Linked DNA regions of Homo sapiens: regions 2, 3, 4 and 5 are each linked to region 1. A link is a contact called in ENCODE Hi-C or POLR2A ChIA-PET data. All regions are on one chromosome and are shown on one strand. The core of a region is the stretch at or near the end of the contact, and the rest is flanking DNA. Distances in the headings are between cores, read along the strand shown. Region 1 overlaps SLC9A9 (solute carrier family 9 member A9). Region 2 has its middle 87 kb from the start of CHST2. Region 3 has its middle 53 kb from the start of CHST2. Region 4 overlaps SLC9A9 (solute carrier family 9 member A9). Region 5 has its middle 56 kb from the start of DIPK2A.

Region 1 (4,268 bases), core at 1,333-3,832:
AAAACATATGAATATCTCTTACTGCTTCTGTTCTCTCACAGCAATACCAATGCAATCTTTCTCTACCAAATATTAGATGCTAAAAGTAGAGTCATCCAACTTTCTTTATAGATGACAGAGCAAATAATTCAGGAACACAAACTTTATACTATATGAGAGCATTTTTTGCTGTTTATAATATGGCATAAAACCATCTTGATCTCTTCCTGCTTAGCCGATATTAAATGAATGTTGTCTTTGTTCTCTAAGCCAGCCCTGGTACTGAAGGAACTACTTTGTCAATTACATCTTAAATTTTTTTTTTGTCTGTGAATAGAAAATTATTCCGTTTTCTCTTGAATTCTTGTGTAGAATATTGATAACACCAGTGATGAGAAACCACAAGTGTAATATAGGCTAAAACTAAATGCAGAGGCAGAGAGGGCCAGAAGGTGAAAAAGAACAATATCCATGATTTTAAAAAGATGTGATCCAAACAAAAGAAATCAATGAAGAACACAATTAAATATTGAAACACAACAGTGATTAGAGAGCATGATCAGAGAAACTGAAGGAAAACAAAACTGAAAAATAAAAACTTTTCTGATTATGCCAATGTGAGTAATCTTTCTCCGGTGTTAGAAAAATTAAATATTTAAACCTGGAGTTCCACGATGAATGAAAAATATGAGAGACAGCCCAATTAAGTCATCCTTACTGAAGAGGCTTTTCTCCAAAAATAACAGTCCTGCTTTTAATTATAGGTTCTTGGGTCTGTTAATCAGCCATCTTCCTCAAGGCTAAGCTTGGTGCAAATAACAGAGAAGGATTCAGCAAAATGCCCTGTTTAATTAAAATGAATTTAATTAAAAATATTTTTATACACATGACCAATCACCATTATTTATGCAGATGTTCCCACATAAGTCTTTGAAAAGGCATTTCTCCCCCCAACCTTTAAAAAATATGCTGTGCTTCTACAAGAACTGCTATGAAATGAAAAGCACTATGACTGGTAGTTAATACCTATTTTTATCAAAACAGCAGTGCAGCTCACACATCACCTGAGCAGCCGTAACCATAGTAACCCCAAATAGAAAGGGGCTTCAGATTATCAACACCATCAAAGGTAAGATAGTTCATGTGCCTCTGCAATAGTTACACTACAGCAAACTTTAAAGGATAAAGGTGGCTTTTATTCCTACTACTTAAATGTTAAATGAAAATAATGACTTGCAAGTACAGTGTATAGAAATGCCTTTCATTTTGGAAGACTCTTATTTCCTCAAAGTGTTAATAATAGAAAAGATGAAAACTCAATGCTATACATTTCTCCAGTGCTTCTATCTGATTATGGCGAGGGGACAGTAATCATCATTTTGCCAAGTTGGAGAATTCATACAGGGAAAACCCCACCCATAGGAGCCCTGCAGGATGAGAAGCTGGACGAGAAGGCATATTCTGTGTCCATGCACTCAGTGAGAGGATGGCTATGGTTAGTGATGATTGTCGACACGAATTACCTGCAATAAGGTATAGATGGTGACTTAGGGTGTAGACTGGCAGTCAAATCACAAAGAAAATGCACATTTAATTAGAGAAGGAGTGGAACTGGTTTGAAATATCAGTGAAATACCAATCCAAATACAAATCTGTATTTGGCTTTATAATTTATGGTTGGGGTAGGATGGAGTAGGGAAGGGTGGGAGGGCAGGGCATAAAAGGCCAGCAAGACCATACTTATTAATTATATTGTTAATTAATAATATTAATAATATTGATTATTCTATCAGAGGAACTATGATCTAGATAATCCAAAACAGAGACTAGTAGAAAAGACTTTCTGACAACATTTCCTAATGTTCAATATGTCTAGGGGGGCAGCATCTGGAAACATGGAGAAAATATTCTAAATTTTAAATATTTAAGTGTATAGTAGCTATTACAAAAAGCAGAAATTCCACATGAGGATAAATATAATTTTATTAATTTTTTCTTTTTAGTCTCTTTACATTTGAGATTTACCGTGGAAGTGGATGGACAAGTAATGAAAACATAAGAAAACAAATTCTTTAATTATGGTCATGTAGGAAGAAAATGGTATCTGGAAATTTTATGTTCAGGAATAAATAGGAATATCATGATAGTGTTATCTAAAAATCCAATAAAGTGCCTGAGAAGAATTCACTGCTAATAAAAATGTGTTTTAAAACACTTAGCAATTTACACATAATTTTCCATACAGCTCTTCATTTGATCTGACAAAAATTCTTTGAAGAAATGGAAGGTACTTTCTGTTTTGTTTTGTTTTGATAGTCTCTATTTTAAGGAAGTGGAAAGTGAGGTTCCAATAAGTTAAAGCATTAAACTGTGATGCTCCATTCACCCATGACACTAATCTTGCCTTAATGAACTGACACTTTTGATATCCAGGACGCTCTGACCACCAATCCCAACCTCATTTTTAGGAAATTTTTCTACCCTTATTACGTGCTTATTTTATTTTTAGTGGAAGGCTCCTCTTGGGATTAGTTTATGAGACATCCCTAACTGTGATCCTTTTATGCAGGCAATTTCACAGGGCCTCTCTTAGATGCTTTCACCCATAAACACACGAGCAGTGCCAGCGCCCTGGTTCACACTTCCCCTTGAAACCGGTGCGCCCCAGAATTAGAGCGACACCTAGCCGTGATTTTAGGTAGTACATGCTAGGAAAGCTTATTTGGGCAAGGGAGACAAACAAGAGACATCAGAGCTGGTGGCATCTCAAGAGGATACTACTCCCAGAGGTAGAAATCTCAGAGGTTTTCTAACAGCACTTTCTACTGGGAACTAGGACTCCTGCAGTTCACATTCTCTGAGGAGGAACTATATGATAAGGGAAGTTTATTATAATTATAATAAAAGGTAAGATGTGCACCCTTGAAATTACATACAGGTTCTACCAGTGCAATAAATGATATCTATTTCAGATTAAAAATATCAGTTCCAAGCCTCCTTCATCTCAATAATTCTTGACATTTACTCAGAAAAGCAAATATTTCATTCAGTTTTTATATTCATCGGGGCTGTGGACTAGTGCTACTAGCATCAACGAGACACTTGTTAGAAATGGGGTGTTGGACTTGACCCTGGACCTACGGAATCAGAATTTCAGGAGGCAGAACCCCCTAATTAGTACTTTCAGACTCTCCAAGTGAGTTTTACGTTCACTCACATTGGAGAACCTACTAATATAGAGCAAGAAGTAATCTTAAAAATCATCTAATTCCTCTAGGAATATATTAGGCAAATAAGGCCTAGAAAGCTTAAGTGGCCACCTTGAATTTTCCCTGCACATCAGAAATATGCCTTGTGCATAGTAACAGGGATTGAACTAGACCTGAGGTCTCCTAACTCCCAATAATAAAAATAGCATAGTGCTATGACACTTGTCAAGTGCAGGCTGGTTGGGCAAAACATTAGCTAAACAGAGACTTTGACTTTGTATCTATATTCCTCCTGGCTTCTAATTTCAGTAAATGAATTATCATCCATGCATTTAATTTAGGCACCAGACAGGATAATCCACAGTAAATTTTCTAAATTCAATTAACATGAGCCAGTAGTAGTCTCCTTATGAAAGCCAACAACGAGGGCTCAGGGCTTCATCAAGCACTTGGGATTCTTAGCACACTTTAGCTACTGGAGCAAGCAGAGATGTGTGACTTACATGTAATATGAGAAGTCATTGATTTTCATTTCTTTTTTCACTTCACGGCAGACACAATATCATACTGAGTTTGAAGATTTTCCTTTAAGATTTTCTCATTATACTTCAGAGTGATTTACTAATATCATATAAAAATGATTGGTTATTTTCTCATTTTTATGAAATTTTGAAGTTTTCAAGTGTACAGATGTGTTTCCACATAAATCCATAAATATGATCATAATATGCATACTCTTTGTTTAGTCGTTTGCTTTAATAGTCTTTTTTCTTTTCCTTTTTGGTATGTCTCTCTTTTTTCCACCTCTTCCTCTCTTAAACTCATATCTCCTCTCTCCCCAAGTAACCCAATTTTACAACGCAGTACAGAGGTCCTCAATGTTTTTGGCACCAGGGACAGGTTTCTCGTGGGGGATGGGGAGGAGGGCGAGGTGGGGATGGTTTCGGAATGAAACTTCCACCTCAGCTCATCAGGCATTAGATTCTCATGAGGAGCACACAACCTAGATCCCTCGCATGCGCAGTTCACAATAGGGTTCACACTTCTATGACAATCTAATGCTGCCGCTGATCTGACAGG
Region 2 (4,491 bases), core at 1,728-4,227, 470 kb before region 1:
AGATGCCAGCCACCCTGCTATGGCCTTGCCAAATGATCTATTAGCATAATTAAATTGTTGTTGTTTTATGCCACTTAATTTAAGGAATTTTCTTAAGCAACAATAACAACTGGGACACCAACAGAACCCCAATTTTTCACTCTTCTCTGCATGCTTATGTCCTGGATAAGGGGCTGTGGCCCTTTCTCAAATCCTGAGGGCGAAAGTTTATTTGTCTAAGGCAATATGGTCATTTTATTTGCAATATGGTCATTTCATTTCTTTTGTAATGTGTTTATATTGGGTATCAACAGGTGATGCAATTCTGGCCAATAAGACGAGTGGAGAAGTTGACTGGGGCTGCTTTGGGAAAATTCCCCTTAGTCTCAATAAGATTTGCAAGATGGGATAGATTTCAGTGCTACCTTTGAATGTTATTGTTTGCATATAGTGTTTATACCTGTGGTACCCATCTTAGGGCTGTCAGGGGAGCCACCAGTCTAGGGGACAGGTTGAAGAGAAGAATGGAGAAGCTATGTCCTTGATGATGTTCAACACTAAGGATGCTCAATCTTGGAACTACCTCCACCTTTGAACTTCTTGCTACATAATATAATATTCTCATTGTTTAATCCTTTTTGTGGAGGGTTTAAAGAGATTCAGCCAAAGCTTCATAACTGATCATAGATGTTTCAGAGCAAATGTTCTGGTCCCAGAGATCTAGGTTTAAATTTTGGTTCTGCCACTTATTAGCTATGAAATTTTGAGTTGTTCTGTCTCTGTTTCTTCACCTACAAAATTAGGATAAGAATGTTTTCATTATGAAATTCTTATAAAGATAAAATAACTTATTTAGTAAGTACTTAATCAGTGCCTGCTATGTGCCAGGCATCATTCTTGGCACTGGGGGAAATGGCTTTGAATGAGACAAGCTTCCAACCCTCCTGGTGCCTAGATTTGTGTAAGGGAGACATAAAAAATGAGTAAGTGAACAAGAGAATCTTAGATAGTGCCAAGTGCTATAAAGATTAAGTGAAGTGAGGTATGCAAAATGCTTAGCATGGGCCTGGCACACAGCAAGCAAGCAGTAATGTAACTTAGTTGGGGCTGCTATAACAAAATGCCATAGACTGAGTAGCTTAAACAAAAAAATGCATTTATTTCCCACAGTTCTGGAGGCTGGGAAGTCCAAAATCAAGGCACTGGCAGATTTGGTGTTTGTTGAGGGCCTGCTTCCTGGTTTATGATGGCTATTTTCTTGTTGTGCCCTCACATAGAGGAAAGACAGTGAGAGAGCTCTCTGGGGTCTCTTACAGAGACACTAATCCCATCCATTAAGTCTCTACCCTCATGATCTAATCACCTCACAAAGGTCCCATCTCCTAATACTATCACATAGGAGGTTAGGATTTCAACATATGAACTTTGAGGGGACACAAATATTCAGCCCATAGCATTCTGCCCCTAGCTCCCCAAATTCATATTCTTCTTGCATGCAAAATACATTCATTCCATCCCAACAGCTCCAAAAATCTTAACTCATTCCAAAGACAACACTAAAGTCTAAAGTCCAAAGTCTCATCTAAATATTGTTTAAATCAGATATAGGTGAAACTCAAAGTACAATTCATCCTGAGGCAAAATTCCTCTCCAGCTTCAAACCTTTGAAACCAGACCAATTATGTGCTTCCCAAATACAATGATAGGACCAATGTAGGCTATTCCATTCTGAAAGGGAGAAATAGGACAGAACAAAGTGGTCATAGGTCCTATGTAACCTGACAGGGAAAACAACATGAAACCTTAGGGTTTGAGAATAATCCTCTCTGGCCCCATGTTCTACCCTCTGGACCCATAGGGTGGTGGTCCTGCCTCCATGGCTATCCCTCGTTGGGGTCGGGAGGGCGATCACAGGCCCCTGGCTCTCCAGGGCTTCGGTCTCAAGATATAAAGGGGTCTATTATTTTTATTGTTAAAGTTAATACTATTCAAGTCATCATTATGGAAAGCGAGTGACAAAGAAGGCATGAGTGAAGTTTGACTTTGGCCTGAGGGTTGTAGAAAAATGAAGCATGTTCCCCCTGTTTCCACCCATTAGGATTAAGTAGTTGAGGCCTGTCCTCCGCAATGCACTGGTCTGAAATTTTACTGCTTAGGATCATGGAACTGGCTCTTTCTTTGGTTCTGTTCCACCTCAAATAAGCTGGGGAGAGGTGTGTGGCTGTCATTGGGTGTGGCAAAGCCAAAGAAGGAGCTAATTCATGATTCTAAGCATGTGAGGGCTTGGCTTGTTATGAGACTATTTTAGCCTTTGCAGCAGCAGTAGTTCTAAATATTCCAAATACCTAGAAATTGGAAAATAATGACAAAAATAACTCAGTGTGAGTTTTTGTAGGAAGGTATGAGCAAGGCATTTATAAAGTATCTTTAAATTGTAATGATGTCCAGGACAGGTTAATGTTTGAAATGCCTTGACCCCCAGCTAAAAGTGGTAGAGAAAATTCTTTTGTCAAACGGTCCACTTCTAATCCTCATCATTGACAGAGCCTGGAACACCTTTTTTCCTTTCTTTTTTTTTTTTTTGCACTGTCTTATTTATTTCTCTAGTAATGTCTCCAATGACGCTTTTCAGGTTTACTTTTTTTCCCCTGATATTCTCAGCTTGTGAGTGATAAATAGTGCTTAAGAACAATTTTGATACCCACATACTTCCAGCTGAGAGACTTAATTGAGGGGTTTCTTTGCCTGTGTGTTTTGAAGCGTTGCCTATGCCGTGGTGCTGGTTATGCTGAAGAATAGCTCCTTCTCACATTTCAATTCTCTGAACTGGGTTGGAATTCAGTCTGGCTGGCTTGCTAGGCAGCCCTTTATACTGGGCTGAGGTCTTGAGGCTGCTTCAAGCCCATGGACTAAAAAAACCACCAACAACAAAAATCCCCCCCCAAAAAAACAAGTAATGTCTGCCTGGCCCTGGCTGCCGGGCTCTTGAGAACTGCAGCTGTGTGGCCATCCTGCCATGAGTGATAGGCCATGGCTACTGAACTGTGCAAAGTCTCACCTCCAAAACTGCACACACAACCATTTTTTTTGGTGTGTGCTCTTGATTCTGCTCACTGAGGCATTTCCTTGGAGCTCAAGATGTGCATTTTTTAAAAAGGGGATTGCCTATTCCAAGGGCTGCTTGCAGCTTTGCAAAGAAAACCTGCTGAGTCACCAGGGGTGGCCAAATACTGTGGTCAGAGCTGACATTTGATGGTGGTTTGATGGAGGAGGCCACCTGAAAGTCAATTGTTAAGGCCTTTGAGAAGGAGTGAGTGGGTTCTTCCTAAAGAGGAGTAGGTAAGTAGTTGCCTTCTGGGACTCTATCTTTCAACCCATCTTTATCACTTCCCTATTTAGGTTATCAAGAAAATAAATGGGCTAATGAATCAGAGAGATTTAACCTGAATTTGCCATTTATACTGTTTGACCTTGGACAAGTTACTTAACCTCTCTGAGTCTGCTTTTTTTCTTCTTTTTTGAAAAATGGAAATGAAATAATACTTAACTCACGAGTTTGTTGGAGGATTAGATGAGCTCACTGCATGGCACAGTGCTCAATAAATGCCTCATTTTAGTTGTCTTCTTTGAAAATGCAAGTGTCACATTAAGGATTCCCCTAGTACAATGAGTACTCCCTGTCTTAGTCCGTATGGGTTGCTATAACAAAGTACTATAGACTGGGTGACTTACACACAACTGAAATTTTTATCACACAGTTCTGGAGGCCAGAAATCTGAGACTGGGGCACCAGCATGGTCAGGTTCTGGTGAGGGTCCCTTTCCAGGTTGCAGACTGCTGACTTCTTGCTGTGTCCTCACATGGTGGAAGGAGCAAGAGGTCTCTTTGGGGCCTTTTTTCTATAAGGGCACTAATCCCATTCATGAGAGCTCCATCTTCATGACCTAATCACCTTTTAAAGGCCCAACCTCCTAATACCATCAACCTGGAGGTTAGGATTTCAACATGTACATTTTAGGGAGACATGTAACGCTCTTTTGTCATCTAATTATCATTAGATAATAGATGTCAATCCATTAAAACAAGGATTGACAGGAATTGGGTAGAATTCCTAATTAGGTAGAATTAGGGTCCAAGGAGAGAAACAGGATCTTGCAGGGTAATAATACCAAACTGGTAATGGTACCAAAACACTGATTTTCTCATCTTACACCTTTCCCTGGGGTCAGGCCCTTTAGAGGAAACTACTATATATATTTAAAGAAATATATATATTTAAGAGTTCTAAGGTACATACTTTTTTTCAGTTTAAAATCTCTGAATTTATGGCATTCATAATTAAAATGTTTAAATGGTATGTGAAATAATGCATCTTATAACTGATAGCATCTTAGTTTTCATAAATATGTAATACTTTTAATAAACAACAATAGTTTCAGGAATCTGGGGCCTTCATTGGGATTCCTTAGACCTGCACTGTCTAGCCGCTGGCCACACATGTGTTATGAGCAC
Region 3 (4,435 bases), core at 1-2,500, 500 kb before region 1:
GTTCACCTTTCCCTCTCATATTGAATCTCATGAGATCTTCCCTGAGAGTTGTGAGGGCCTCCCTGCTGCTGACCCACGAGGTCCTCCCTCACAAGTCTCGTGTGTTCAGGAACTGGCTGATGAACGCTTGCCTCCTTCTTCCTGCCCCGCAGACCTTCATAAACCACAAGGCTTTTTAAAAAAATTCTGATGCCTGTAGGTTTAAGCTTTACACCATCCTATAGCTTTGTCTGTGTACAATTCTAGCATACTGCCAGCCTTAGAATTTTCGGTCAGGTCCCCCTATAGATTGTATACTTCTTGGCAGTTCCTTCCCTTGTTCATTGGGTTCACAGATTCTACTCCATGCAGAGTACTTTGTGCTTTGTAGGTGCTTAATAAACGTGGTGAGTGACAACCCATGATATCTGAACTTACTGAGAAAACATTCCAGAGGGAGGTAAATGAGGATGAAAGGAGGCTGTTGGCAGAGGTGAGGAACTAGGGGCTCTGCAGACCAGCTTCCATGATGCCGCCATGTGGCCTGAGATTGGCCTGGAATCAGCTGCACTATCCCTCTTCACATAAGGCTACAGACTTTGGGGAAAGAGAATCCTTCTCCCTGCTTTACCTCTATACAAGTTCAGGCAGCTGTGTATGTGTGTGTGTATGTGTGTGTGTGTGTAATATTGGAACAGGCAGCACAGATGAGGGCTTGGCAGTGAGAGAAACTGTAGCTTTGACCTCTTACTACAAAGTGTGATGAAGAAGGCTTGAATTTTCAAAGAATTCAACTGTGTCTAATACCAGGTCTGTGGTATAACGTTCTTCCTTGGCTGGGTGCCAAAATGTAACATAAATGCTACACCCAGAGCAAAGGGGTAAAAGAGACCCACTAGTGTTTCCAGGGTTAAATTCTCCCTCCTTCACAGAGCCTTCCAGATTCACACAGTCCACTCAAGTCTCTCCTTTGTAGAAGATCCTACAGCATTTAATACTGGATGCTGCTCAGTTTAGCCCTCAATGATAGTGTCTTGCTATTTTTGGTTAGTTTCTTTAAAAATATAACTTCTGTCTTCCATTTACTTAAATCTCTTCCACGGCTTCTTTGCTTCTTGTTACATGAAGCAGTGCTGAACACAGAGGAGGAACTCAGTAACTGTTAATTGTTTTGCTCTCTAATTAGGCCCACGATAGAGTAGATACTATTGGGTGCTGGTTTTTAGGGGTGTAGGAAAGGAATCTGGGGAGTCATCTTCAAAGATCAGATGCACAAATCTTAACAAGCTGCCTCTCTCTAGTGGCCTCAGGGACTTGAAGCAAGATCAACTGACTTAAAGAAATAAACCACAAGTAGTTAAGAAACACAAAAGTTCAAATTGCATCCGGTGTAGCTCTGTGAGAAAATTTCTGCAGCAGAAGGAAGTCTGTTATTCTTGACCTGAACTTTAGTATTCTGCAGTAATGTGGGGCTGCAAAAATGCTCCTAATCTCTGACAAAGTTAGGTTCTTATCCATATATCATAAGTGAAATGAGAGGAATTGACTGATAACAGAGAAAAAATTTCCCACTTGGCACATACAGACAGTGTATGTATATGTGTATATATACATAGATACTTAAATCAAAGTAATTGGTTAATGTAATGGAAATTTAATCTCAGTTTTAAGTGGTGTTTCTTCTTTATTTGATGTGCATTATTTTAAAAACACAGCAGAGACATAGCCTTTAACCACCTCCCCCATGCCTCTGACATTATTCATACTGAAGTTTTCAAGTAGCAGACTTGGAAAGTGCTTTTTAACTACAGCTCATATCATTAGTGTTTCTGCTGTATAAGCAGAAAAAATTGGGATGCAGCTTAGCAAAAGGCTTCAGGACAACATAAAATACAAAGGGTAATAGATCTGTTTCTCAAACAGTTTTCCTGTGTAATGCGCATCCTAATGATTTCTTTTTAATTAAAATATTTTCACAAGTCTCAGAATGAGTAACCTAAGACTATTTTGTTGGGATAATCTGTATTTCCTGAGATGTGTTAACTTCAGGGTCACTGGTCTTTATTCAGTTCTTGCTCTGCCAGGCCACAGGCTGCCTCATTCTCTCCTTTGCCCTCACAGCTTGGTATCAGCTCCTAATTTTGCATCTGGGCTCTAAACTGGACTTTCCAGCTCCCTGATGGACATTTCAGAAATGTTCTATTGATGTTTCTAACGCAACAAGCCTCATGATATTATCCTTGTGTTAACATCATTGTGACATCCTCCACACACCCAAGTCAACTTGGACTTATTTTTCTGTCTCCTACAAGCAATGGCTGCTAAGTCCTGTTGATTCTGGCTTTGAAATGTCTAGAGAATACCCTCTCATGTAGTCACTTCTATTTTTGTTGCCCTAGTTCAGGCCGTACTCTCTCTTGCTTGCCTGGACCATGACAAGTAGCTGTCTAGTTGGTCTCATGGGCTGCTATCGATTTCCTCTCAAGAGTACCCTTGAAGTTGCCCCAGAGTGCTCTTCCTAAAGAATGACTTGGTGATGTCCCTTTCCTACTGAAAAAACTTGTGGTAAGTCCCAACTGCCTACTGAATCTGTTTCCAACTTTACTCTTCAGCCTCATTTTCTGCAACTCCCTGTCATCTCCCCATGCTGAACCCCAAGAGACAACTCACGATTGCTCGATGAGATGTCCAATTTCATTCCTTTGTGCTGTTGCTTGGGTTGTTTAATGCCTAGAAACTTTAGCAAGACAACATGCAAATATTCTGCAGCTTCTCTGTGCCCCCTCACACCTGCCTGCTCCAAGCGTCATTCTTCCTTTGCAGTTAAAAAAAAATCCGTTTTGGCAGGCTTTATGCAGAATTTGTTTACATTTCTATCTCTCTTACACATGAAACTTGAACTGCTAGACAACAGAGATAATGCAATTTATATCTTTGTTTCTTTAAAGACTCAAGTTGGTGATAGATGCTTATTAAGTGCCCAGTGAATTCTTGTTGAATAAATGAATTGTTGCCTTCTTTGTGAATCTTTATCCAGTTCTCTGAAGCAAACATTATTTTGTATTTATCTTTAAGTTTTTTCTCTTTGTATTTGGTTTCCAGCAGATTTCCATGATGTGTGTTGGCACGTTTTTCTTTCTGTTTATCTTCATGGGGATTGAAGGGCTTCTTGAATCTGTGGCTTGACGTTTTTTTGTCAGCTTTGAAAAATTCTTGGTCATTATCACATATTGCTTTGCCTCCTGTCTTTCCCTCCTCTTTTGGACTCTAATTCCATATATGTTAAATTTTTCTACTAGGTGCCATAGGTCTCCTATATTTTTTTCTATCTTTTTTCTCTGTGCTTCATTCTGAGTAATTTCCATTGTTTTATCTTCCAAATTGCTAGTCCCTTTTCCAGCTGTGTCTAATCTTCTGTTAAGTCTATTTATTGAGTTCTTAGTTTGTAATATCAGTTTAGATTTTTCATTTGATTTCTTTTTTGTAGATTCTAATTTTCTGGTTACTTTTTTTCAATCTTATCTATTTTTATCAGCTTATCAATCATAGGATTTTAAGGTATTTATATAACTCCTTGGATTTCTAGAGAGTCTATTTCTATAATCTTTTAAAAAATTTCTTGGTCATATCTCTTGATATGTTTGTTAACATTTTATCGAATGCCAAATATATATATAAAATAGCAGAGATTATGAATGATACTTTCTTTTTCCAGGGAAAACTTAAAAACTATTCCAGCACTGTAACACTGCTGATAGTCCTGCCCAGTTTCTTATAGTCTCAGAAGCCACTATATGCCTCTCTATAGGTGCTTCTTATCAATCAGTAAATGCCTCAAGGGGAAAAATGTTTGCCCACATGGTTGGGCTCATTTCTTTCTGCTTCCTTTCTCTCCTGGATCTTGACCCTTTAAGTTCTGATTGTCTTGCTGGCCCTGGACTCCTAGCCCTGTTAGGTGGTGAAAGTTCTGTTCTGCTTTTTTTTTTTTTTTTTTTTTTGCTTCTTAGCAGCTGCTTTCTACTTGGCTTCTCAGTCCTTCCACACATGCTGCATATGAATCAGAAAATGCTCTGAAGAGAAAAGTAGTGATTTGGGCTCACCTCAGTGAGTTTCTCTTCACTCTGGACTCCTGGCCCTGAAAATCCTGGCTTCCTTGAGTTTCCAATGTCTTCAAAACAGGTTGTTTTTGTTTTTGTTTGTTTGTTTTCCATTTTATCACACCTTTGTGGTTTGTTCACTGGGATGTTTGCACTGCCATAAAGTAGTTTGCCATGGCTAGATGTGGGAGTCTGTGTGTTCTTCTATTATGATGCTTTCTTCTACTATAAATTTCTTTCATTTGTGAGTTCTGTGAGAACAAGGACAGTAATTTATTTCATTTATCTCTTGTAAAATGCCAACTCATTCATTAATTCACTCAACATAGGTTTTGAGCACCTACTATGTTGCCAAGTAG
Region 4 (4,628 bases), core at 1,596-4,095, 370 kb before region 1:
TCCAGGTGGTATTTTAGCTGTTTCACCTAGGTCTGAGCCTCAGTTTGGTCATCTGTGAAAAGGGACAGAGTATTTGCACCTCTATCATAGGGTTGTGGTGAATATCAAGAGAGAATGCATGTAGAGCACTTGACATGCATATTAATTCTTATTAGCTGTTTTTATTTCTACTTCTAAAATTCTGTGATTTGCCCTCCTGCCCATTCTGCACCTCATTGGAAGAAGCAGATAAACCTCTTCAGTGTTTGGAAATGTATAAACTTTTTTAGGGGGAGTGAGGAGTGCTTTAAAGGAGTGCTTCTCAATGTTTAAAATGCATTCAGATGCCTGGGGATGTTGTTATAATAAAATGCAGATTCTGATTCAGTAGGCCTGGGGTGGGGCCTGAGATTCTGCATTTCTAAGCAGCTCTCAGGTGATGCCTATGCTCCTGATCCACAGAGCTATGCTATGAGTAAGGCTATGCTTTGAGCAATGGCTCTTAAACTCTATTGTACATCAGAATCTTTGGAGGGAACTTTTAAAAGCCCGGAGTCTGATTTGGTACAGGGTGAGGCCTGAGCATCAGGTTTTTTAAAAGTTTCTCAGCAGCCAAGTTGGAGTACCACTCTTTAAAGCACTCTTTAGTAAAACACAGGGAAAAGTTGAATTGATTTGTGTTCCAGAAGCTGGAAGTAATTAATTTCCCTTCAAATAGGTCCCCTTTTCCCTAGGAGATTTGCAGATTTGCACTGAACTATGGCCAAAATAAGAACCTTTTAAACCTTTATTTTAAAGGCAAAAACCTGTTTAACATCTGCATTCAGGAAGCTTTGTGGTCCAGTAGCTCAGAAATAGGCCCAGGAGAAACAGCATTCAGCCCCTAATCCTCACCACTACCACCTTCACCATGACCTTGGGAAATCTTTTCATGTGTATGTTTCCATATTTTCTCATTTGCAAAACTTGGCTAATCCTGCAGAACGGCCACAGGATGTGTGTATGGTCAGATGCAGCTTTAAAATCACTCCTGCTGCCCATCTCCCAAATTGTTCTGATTTGCTTACTAAATTTTGACATTTGCGCAAAATGCATACTTTGTAAGTCTTGGAAGTTGGTAATATTCAAACTATAGTCTTCTATCTCTCTCCCTCTTTTAATAGTACCAACTGCTTCCTCTTCTATTCACACATAGTTTAAGTTTAATGCACCCCAGAGCTGCAGAGAAATCAGCAAGAGGGCGGAAATGATTTTTTAAAAGCTGTGGCATGAAGATTGGCCTTGCAGGATTAGCCTTTTTCTTGGCCCTCTAGTGGAAAAGTCCACCTATACTTGAGGGTGGAGGTCATGCAGACAAAAAGCCTTCAGTAGGCAAGAGTAGAATGGAATAGCTGGGTGTTAGGGCCATCCTCTGCAGAAGATGAGACAGACGCATTCTCCAGCAGCAGTCCTTAAATGTTGGTGTGTATCAGAATCACCTGGGGATCTAGTGGAGCCCACAGTGACTCAGGCCTTTGAAGTAGTATAGGGCACAGTCCCTGTGTTTTTGCAGCTTCCCCTAGTGATTCTGACACTGACCAAAGTGTGAGAACCACTGTCCTAGAGTGTTCCGCTTTCCCTTGGTGTTTTTCAGTTAGTGTCTTCCCAACCACATTTCTAAGCCCACCCAAAGCTGAAAAGCTTTCTTTTTCTGGTGTGCAAAATACTAGTTGTATATGTTAATTTTCAAGCCACTCTTAATGTCAGTGGAGGTGTTTTTTATGAAACCAGGAGGGGCCAACCCTTGCAGAACTGCAGAGTGGAAATAAAAGAGGTTCAGAATCCTCATTATCTCAACTTGTCCTCCTTCACCCTAGGAAGAGTGAGAGGGTTGGGGAGAGAGGTGTTGCTAGCTGCTGGCCTGGTATATCTTACCTGGCACCTCTGCTAGGGGCTTTAAGACAGTGTTGTCCCACCTTTGTCACAGCGGGCCAGGAATCTTTTGCAACTCTGGATTGTGATGCAGAGGATGAGGAGCACGTTGCCTTGAGCATTAAAGCTATGGTGGGTGGGGGATGCTGGAGGCATCAGCCCCCATTTCCTCTGGATGATTGCCCTAGTATATACAGGCAATAGGCTTATACATCTTTTCTTCACTAGCACTCAGCATACTGCCCAGAATACAGTAGGTGCTTAATGAATGCTTGTCTAAAAAGATGGAAAATCGGGTAGCAGAGAAGAACCAAAAGATGCCAGAAAATAGAAAGAAAAAAACATTGAAGGTGAAAATGAGGTGTTTGTATTAATAAATATTAAGAGGAATGAATTAAAGGGCTGAAAAAGCCCAAGAAAGGAGATGCAGGAAAGGCTGGGAGTCCTGAATGAGGTTTGTGTGGAGTGGCGGGGAGGAGGAGAGAGCCCCTGAAACAGCCAGATAAGAAGGAAAAATAGCAGGAGGGAAGGAAATAAGAGCAGTGATGGAGGGACAGAGGAAAGCAGTAAAGAGCCAGGAAGATGGCGAGAGGGAGAGCTGGCAGAAAGGACAGATCCTCCAACCAGCCAGCAGGTTTGGTCTTATTCCTTACTGGGAACAGACAGAATGACTGCGTTTGACGAGGAGTGACTCAGGCTCAAGACAGGCAGAACTGGAGGATAAAGCCAGATGGGTACAAGTGAAGTGGGTCACTGTCAAGAATCATCACGTTTTCTGGAATTCGATGTTTTCAAATTGCATAATCCTCCTTGTTCTCAATTATCCTCCACAAGAGTGTGGAGTCCCTCCCACGTTACAAGTCCATCTCAGTTAAGCCCCAGACATGCACTTCTAACACCACGGAGGGCTTCTTGGCAGCCTTCCCTGCCCGCCCTCTCCACATCGTGCCCTTCCCCTGCAGAGGGACAACTGGCTCTCCAGGCATTTCCCTTCCGGACTTCCAGTGTGACACACACGCTCTGGCTGCTTTCCTGTCCCCAAAGACTCTTACTCCTCCAGGGCCACTGCCAGCCTAGTCACAGCCTTTGTACAAATTAGAGAGGCCCACCTGGATCATGGGCAGATGAGAACAAGGCACAGTCTGAGACTCAAAGAAGTAGCTGTGTGTTTGTGTTGGGGCTGGGGAGGGGTGTGTAGAGGAGTGTTCAGGGAAAGTTTCAAATAGAAAGTGATATCTGAACTGAGTTTCCAAAGGGGAACAAATGTTTTTCCTGTTCCAGGTGGGTTTTTTTCTTTTTCTTTTCTTTTTTTTTTTTTGAGGGAAGGAGGGAAGGAGGCAAGGCCTCTTGGGGGCTGGAACAGCATGTGCAAAGGAGCAGAGGTGTGAAACAGCATGCTATCCAATATTGCTGGTGTGTTCTTGCATGAGAGGCAGCAAGAGGAGGACTAAGTGATGAGAATGAGGTTAGACTAGGTAGGAAGGGCCAGGTGTCTGGTTTTAAGCAAGGGAAAGACACAGTGAGACTTGCATTTGAGGATGATTACTTTGGAAAGATATTATTTGCTTTTTACATATGAGCATACTAAACCTCAGAGAGGTATTTATAAGTGACCTGCTTCATGTGACACACTTAATAGCGGAACTAGAACTTGACTCCACCTTGTGCTAAACCAGGGTCTCCTTACCTACACTTCAGGTCTGGATGACCTCTGAGATTTCCCTTGCAAAACTTGCCAGGCCCATTTGACTCCTCCCAAAAGCCAAAAAAGACTTAGATTCAGGCCGGCAGAGGCACTGCCCTTGGTCCCCTAAAAAGATGACTTAAAACATCTGTTTTCTCCATTTCTTAACAGAGGAACTTTATTCATTCCAGGTTAGTCTTTAGAAAGCAAAACCAAAATACTCCACTGGACATTTACTGGCACAGATTTCCAGAAAACATATATATACTGAATGGGGGAAAGAGGATGAAGAGGTCTCTTAGACCTTTGTGGGAAGATGGCAACTAGAGTCACTTCTTAGTCACCCACTGGAATGGTGGATAAGTCAAATTGTATCCATTGTTTTGGGTCTCTTCCTGCCACATAACTTCATAATAGGTCTGCTTATGATAAAAATGCAATTATTTCAGTATTTCTCCTTTTTCTGCCTCTCATACATAGGTGAGATTTCTCCTAGATAGATGGCCTCAGGGAGAAGAGAGGTGAAAAGAGCCATTAAAATCCAAACTCTGGTTGTCTGAGCCATCCAAGAAACACCCACGTTAATGGCTGTGCCTAGGAGGCGCATATGTTTGACTCCAGAAGCAACAAACATTCTGGTTAGACATGGGATGTATTCCCCTGTTAAGACAAGGAACTGAGAGAGGAATCCAAAGCCTCTTGATAAGTTTGAGTTTTACAAGAGAGGCACTTTGGAATAAGAGGGGATGTTATTGCCTTGTTCAGACATGGCTTCATCTTGGCAGCATTCAGGCCTTGGGTTAAGAACTTGGTTTCGAGTTGACAGACTTGATAAAAGTCCAGCCATGGCTGGCTCATAAACGAGACACCCAAGATCTATCTTCAGAAAAGCCAATATATTTCTATTATCACTGCTGATAAGGCTGATTCTCTTTGAAGTTTAATAATGACTCTTCCAAAAATGTTCCCTCAGACATTCAAAATCCATCTTGTATTAGTTTTCCTAAAGGCTGGTTTAACACCCTCCCATTTCCTATTACGACTTAAGTCCAGT
Region 5 (4,054 bases), core at 1,372-3,871, 350 kb after region 1:
AAATTAATTCAAAATTATACAAAAATTAATTCAAGATGGATTAAAGACTTAAATGTTAGACCTAAAACCATAAAAATCCTAGAAAAAAACCTAGACAATACCATTCAGGCACAGGCATGGGCAAGGATTTCATGTCTAAAACACCAAAAGCAATGGCAACAAAAGCCAAAATTGACAAATGGGATCTAATTAAACTAAAGAGCCTCTGCACAGCAAAAGAAACTACCATCAAAGTGAACAGGCAACCTACAGAATGGGAGAAAATTTTTGCAGTCTACTCATCTGACAAAGGGCTAATATCCAGAATCTACAAAGAACTCAAACAAATTTACAAGAATAAAACAACCCCATGAAAAAGTGGGCAAAGGATGTGAACAGACACTTCTCAAAAGAAGACATTTATGCAGCCAAAAGACACATGAAAAAATGCTCGTCATCACTGGCCATCAGAGAAATGCAAATCAAAACCACAATGAGATACCATCTCACACCAGTTAGAATGGCAATCATTAAAAAGTCAGGAAACAATAGGTGCTGGAGAGGGTGTGGAGAAATAGGAACACTTTTATTCTGTTGACAGGACTGTAAACTGGTTCAACCATTGTGGAAGACAGTGTGGCGATTCCTTAGGGATCTAGGACTAGAAATACCATTTGACCCAGCCATCCCATTACTGGGTATATAACCAAAGGGTTATAAATCATGCTACTATAACATATGTTTATTGTGGCACTATTCACAACAGCAAAGACTTGGAACAAAACCAAATGTCCATCAATGATAGACTGGATTAATAAAATGTGGCACATATACATCATGGAATACTATGCAGCCATAAAAAATGAGTTCATATCCTTTGTAGGGACATGGATGAAGCTGGAAACCATCATTCTCAGCAAACTATCGCAAGGACAAAAAACCAGACACCGCATGTTCTCACTCATAGGTGGGAATTGAACAATGAGAACACTTGGACACAGGGTGGGGAACATCACACACTGGGGCCTGTCGTGGTGTGTAGGGAGTGGGGAGGGACAGCATTAGGGGCTATACCTAATGTAAATGACGAGTTAATGGGTGCAGCACACCAACATGGCACATGTATACATATGTAACAAACCTGCACGTTGTGTATATGTACCCTAGAACTTAAAGTATAAAAAAAAATTTTTTTTTTTTTTTTTTTTTAGAGACAGGATCTTGCAATGTTGTGCAGTTAGGTCTCAAACTCCTAGCCCCAATTGATCCCCCACCTCAGCCTTCCAAAGTTCTGGGATTTCAGATGTAAGCCACCTGCCCTGGTCTATTGCTGTTCTTTATCTTGGGTTCTTAGGTAACCCAGCAATCTCACTTCTAAGAATCTACCTCAAAGATTCACAGGTAAAAAGTTAAAAGACATGTACATGCTATTTATTGCAAGATTATGTGCAGTAAATGACTAGGAAAAAATGGCAATGTCCATCAACTGGGACTGATTGACAGAACTATATTATATTCATACAAAAAATCCTGTTCAATTGTTTAAGGAAAGGAGGAATACCTGTGTGTACTTCTGTGTAGCAATCTTTGGGATATATTGTTCACTTAAAAAAAACATAATGCAGACAAAGCCATGCTTAATATCAGCTATTTATACAAGAAAGCAGCGTGAAAATAATCTTTCCTCCTTCATTCATTCAACAAATATACATTTATTTGTATCACTAATGACATAGTACATGTATTTTACACCAATGACATTCTTATCAGATTCCCATTAGGAAGATTTATAAGTGAAATTCAAAGACTTGGTGTTATCTTTGATTTTTCTTTTTTTCCTTGCCAGCCCTTTTATAAGTTGAATCCATAGGCAAAAATTCTGTCAATCCTATATGCGAAATACATTCCAAATCCTGTGACTTCTCACCATCTTCTCAACTATCCTCCCACCTGTTATCTCTCGTCTAAGTATAGCAAAACCTGTTTTCCACTTCTTATGTCCACTCTTGCATCATGAAAGCCTATTCTCTATAGAAGAGTCAACATGGTCATTTTAATCCAACTTCTTAAAATCTCCAATGGTTACATAACCCATTTAGAATAAAATCTAAACTCCTGACTATGGCCTATGAGACTTGCTCTGAGTCCTCTTATTCTATCACTTATATCTTTATTAACTATAATTAGGCTACAAAATCTGGTCCTGCAATCTGGCAAGCTATCTTGCTCAGAAACTTTGCTGTTCCCTCTGCTTAGAATTCTCTCCTCTTAGATCTTCACTGGATTGATTCCTTATCATTCCCATATTGCTTAAATGTCCTTTCCTCAGCAGGGCTTCTCTAACCACCTTATATTAAATATCCTTGATCTTTTTTCAGTTCTGCTGAGTCCCTTTTCTGTTTTTTTTTTTTCCAGACTGATTTTTCCGTCTCTGAAGTGATGCTAAATTACTAAATTATATTTGTCTCCCTAACTAGAAGGTATGCTTCTGGAGAGCCAACAGGGTCTTTCTCTTGCTGATCACCAAACTCCTGGTCCCTAGCATGTGATAGAAACTCAGTAAATATTTGCTGAGAGAATGAATGTATCTTTATAAAATGAGACTGAGTAACTTACAGATGCTAAATGGGGAAGTGGGAAAGGGGAAATGGAGTGAAAGTGAGAAGTGGTACTGCCACGTAAATTTTCACAGCTGAGAGTAATAGTGAACATCATTGTGTTGTTTTACATCACCACCATCTGGATTTGCCAGAAATATTGCTCTCTGGAGCCCATGTCATTTTTCCTGTGTTTACGGAATGCTCCCAGGGTGTGTGTGTGTGTGTGTGTGTGTGTGTGTGTGCGTGCATGTGCATGCATGAGCATGTGTGTGTAGGCAGGCTTCTCCAATAGACATGAAGAATAAAGGACTGACAGTTTTTAGTACTGCTGCTTCCCTTTCCACCAGTAAGATGTTAGTGGCTAAACCCAGTACTCCATTCATTAACACCACAGAGGCTCAGCAACAGGAGATGGGCAGAGTGGTGCTGGGTCCAGTTTTGGGCCCAACAGCAGGGTCTGAGAGCTGGTTGAATGGCCTGTGTGACTTGTAACTCATTCCATGCTTCATCGTTCCATGTCAACAATGGTCCAGGCAGTATGCCCTCAGGTACTACTGAGTGTCCCCCAACTTCTTAACAACTTTTTTTTTTTTTTTGACAGAGTCTCACTCTGTACCCAGGCTGGAGTGCAGTGGTGTGATCTCGGCTCACTGCAACCTCCATTTCCTGGGTTAAAGTGATTCTTGTGCCTCAGTCTCCCAAGTAGCTCGTACCACCACACCAGGCTAATTTTTGTGTTTTACGTAGAGACGAGGTTTCTCCATGTTACCCAGGCTGGTCTCGAACTCTTGGCCTCAAGTGCTCTACCTGTGTCAGCCTCCCAAAGTGCTGGAATTACAGTCGTGATTTACCATGCCCAGCCTTTATCAACTTTTATTCCTCTTATTCTGATATTATATCCATGAGGAAATTGTGGAAATGTATCTCTATCTGTCTATCTATCTGTCTATCTATCTATCCATCCATCCATCTATCACCTATCTAGATATGTATCTATCTACCTATATATCTATCTATGATTCCTATATCTATCTATGTCTATCTACCTAATCTATCTAATAGGTTGATGATATAGGCATAAGGCCTATCTAGACAGATAGAGAGATAGATGATAGATAGATAGATAGATAGATAGATAGATAGATAGATAGAAAGATATATAGATAGAGGGATAAGGCACGTATTTGGGACTTTAATAAAAGAAGCACTCCGAATCTTAAAGATTATGGTGTTTAGACACAAACTCTGAATATCAGTGTGATCACTTCATTCTTTCTAGCTGAGTGGTTGTATCACATGCAAGATCAAAATGCTGTGACCTAAACTGTTTTCTTCTCTGCTGCATTGGAGAATTTTCCACGCCCCTGCTCCTCACCTCGCTCCTTTCCTTTCTCCACACCTGTTGTAGCTTATGTCAACAGGAGTACTTAAATGCAACTAGTTATAAGTCTCATTTTATTTGAGAGACTGTTCAC

Evidence for each region. Hi-C counts contacts between places; a loop is a spot of excess contacts on that map. ChIA-PET counts read pairs that join two places held with the same protein, here RNA polymerase II (POLR2A). Pooled maps may share reads with other maps.
Region 2: a loop to region 1 is called in a map of naive thymus-derived CD4-positive, alpha-beta T cell, with 2.6 times the contacts of the local background. The contact joins two enhancer-like sites. A Hi-C loop is called at or near these places in 1 of 168 maps with a recorded cell type or tissue (naive thymus-derived CD4-positive, alpha-beta T cell), 8 of 37 single-sample maps with no recorded cell type and 7 of 50 pooled maps.
Region 3: a loop to region 1 is called in a pooled map, with 5 times the contacts of the local background. The contact joins two enhancer-like sites. A Hi-C loop is called at or near these places in 24 of 37 single-sample maps with no recorded cell type and 11 of 50 pooled maps.
Region 4: a loop to region 1 is called in a map with no recorded cell type, with 2.6 times the contacts of the local background. The contact joins two enhancer-like sites. A Hi-C loop is called at or near these places in 11 of 37 single-sample maps with no recorded cell type and 4 of 50 pooled maps. POLR2A ChIA-PET finds 5 or more read pairs at or near these places in 1 of 52 experiments (H1).
Region 5: a loop to region 1 is called in a pooled map, with 2.4 times the contacts of the local background. The contact joins two enhancer-like sites. A Hi-C loop is called at or near these places in 2 of 37 single-sample maps with no recorded cell type and 2 of 50 pooled maps.

What each region holds. Positions count from the first base shown.
Region 1 is chr3:143,671,894-143,676,161 of GRCh38, forward strand. All of the region lies in intron 5 of SLC9A9 (solute carrier family 9 member A9), which reads right to left. Among named protein-coding and RNA genes, the nearest start is that of SLC9A9, 170 kb to the right of the region's middle. Within about 2 kb of position 2,583, at least 4 of the 41 ENCODE cell types and tissues checked have a DNase peak (open chromatin) inside an H3K27ac peak, as active enhancers do.
Region 2 is chr3:143,204,379-143,208,869 of GRCh38, forward strand. No RefSeq gene overlaps it. Among named protein-coding and RNA genes, the nearest start is that of CHST2, 87 kb to the left of the region's middle. Within about 2 kb of position 2,978, at least 3 of the 41 ENCODE cell types and tissues checked have a DNase peak (open chromatin) inside an H3K27ac peak, as active enhancers do.
Region 3 is chr3:143,170,106-143,174,540 of GRCh38, forward strand. No RefSeq gene overlaps it. Among named protein-coding and RNA genes, the nearest start is that of CHST2, 53 kb to the left of the region's middle. RefSeq lists an enhancer at 1,072-1,211. Within about 2 kb of position 1,251, at least 4 of the 41 ENCODE cell types and tissues checked have a DNase peak (open chromatin) inside an H3K27ac peak, as active enhancers do.
Region 4 is chr3:143,300,179-143,304,806 of GRCh38, forward strand. The region is part of intron 14 of SLC9A9 (solute carrier family 9 member A9); the gene reads right to left. Among named protein-coding and RNA genes, the nearest start is that of SLC9A9-AS1, 40 kb to the right of the region's middle. Within about 2 kb of position 2,846, at least 10 of the 41 ENCODE cell types and tissues checked have a DNase peak (open chromatin) inside an H3K27ac peak, as active enhancers do.
Region 5 is chr3:144,026,295-144,030,348 of GRCh38, forward strand. No RefSeq gene overlaps it. Among named protein-coding and RNA genes, the nearest start is that of DIPK2A, 56 kb to the left of the region's middle. Within about 2 kb of position 2,622, at least 3 of the 41 ENCODE cell types and tissues checked have a DNase peak (open chromatin) inside an H3K27ac peak, as active enhancers do.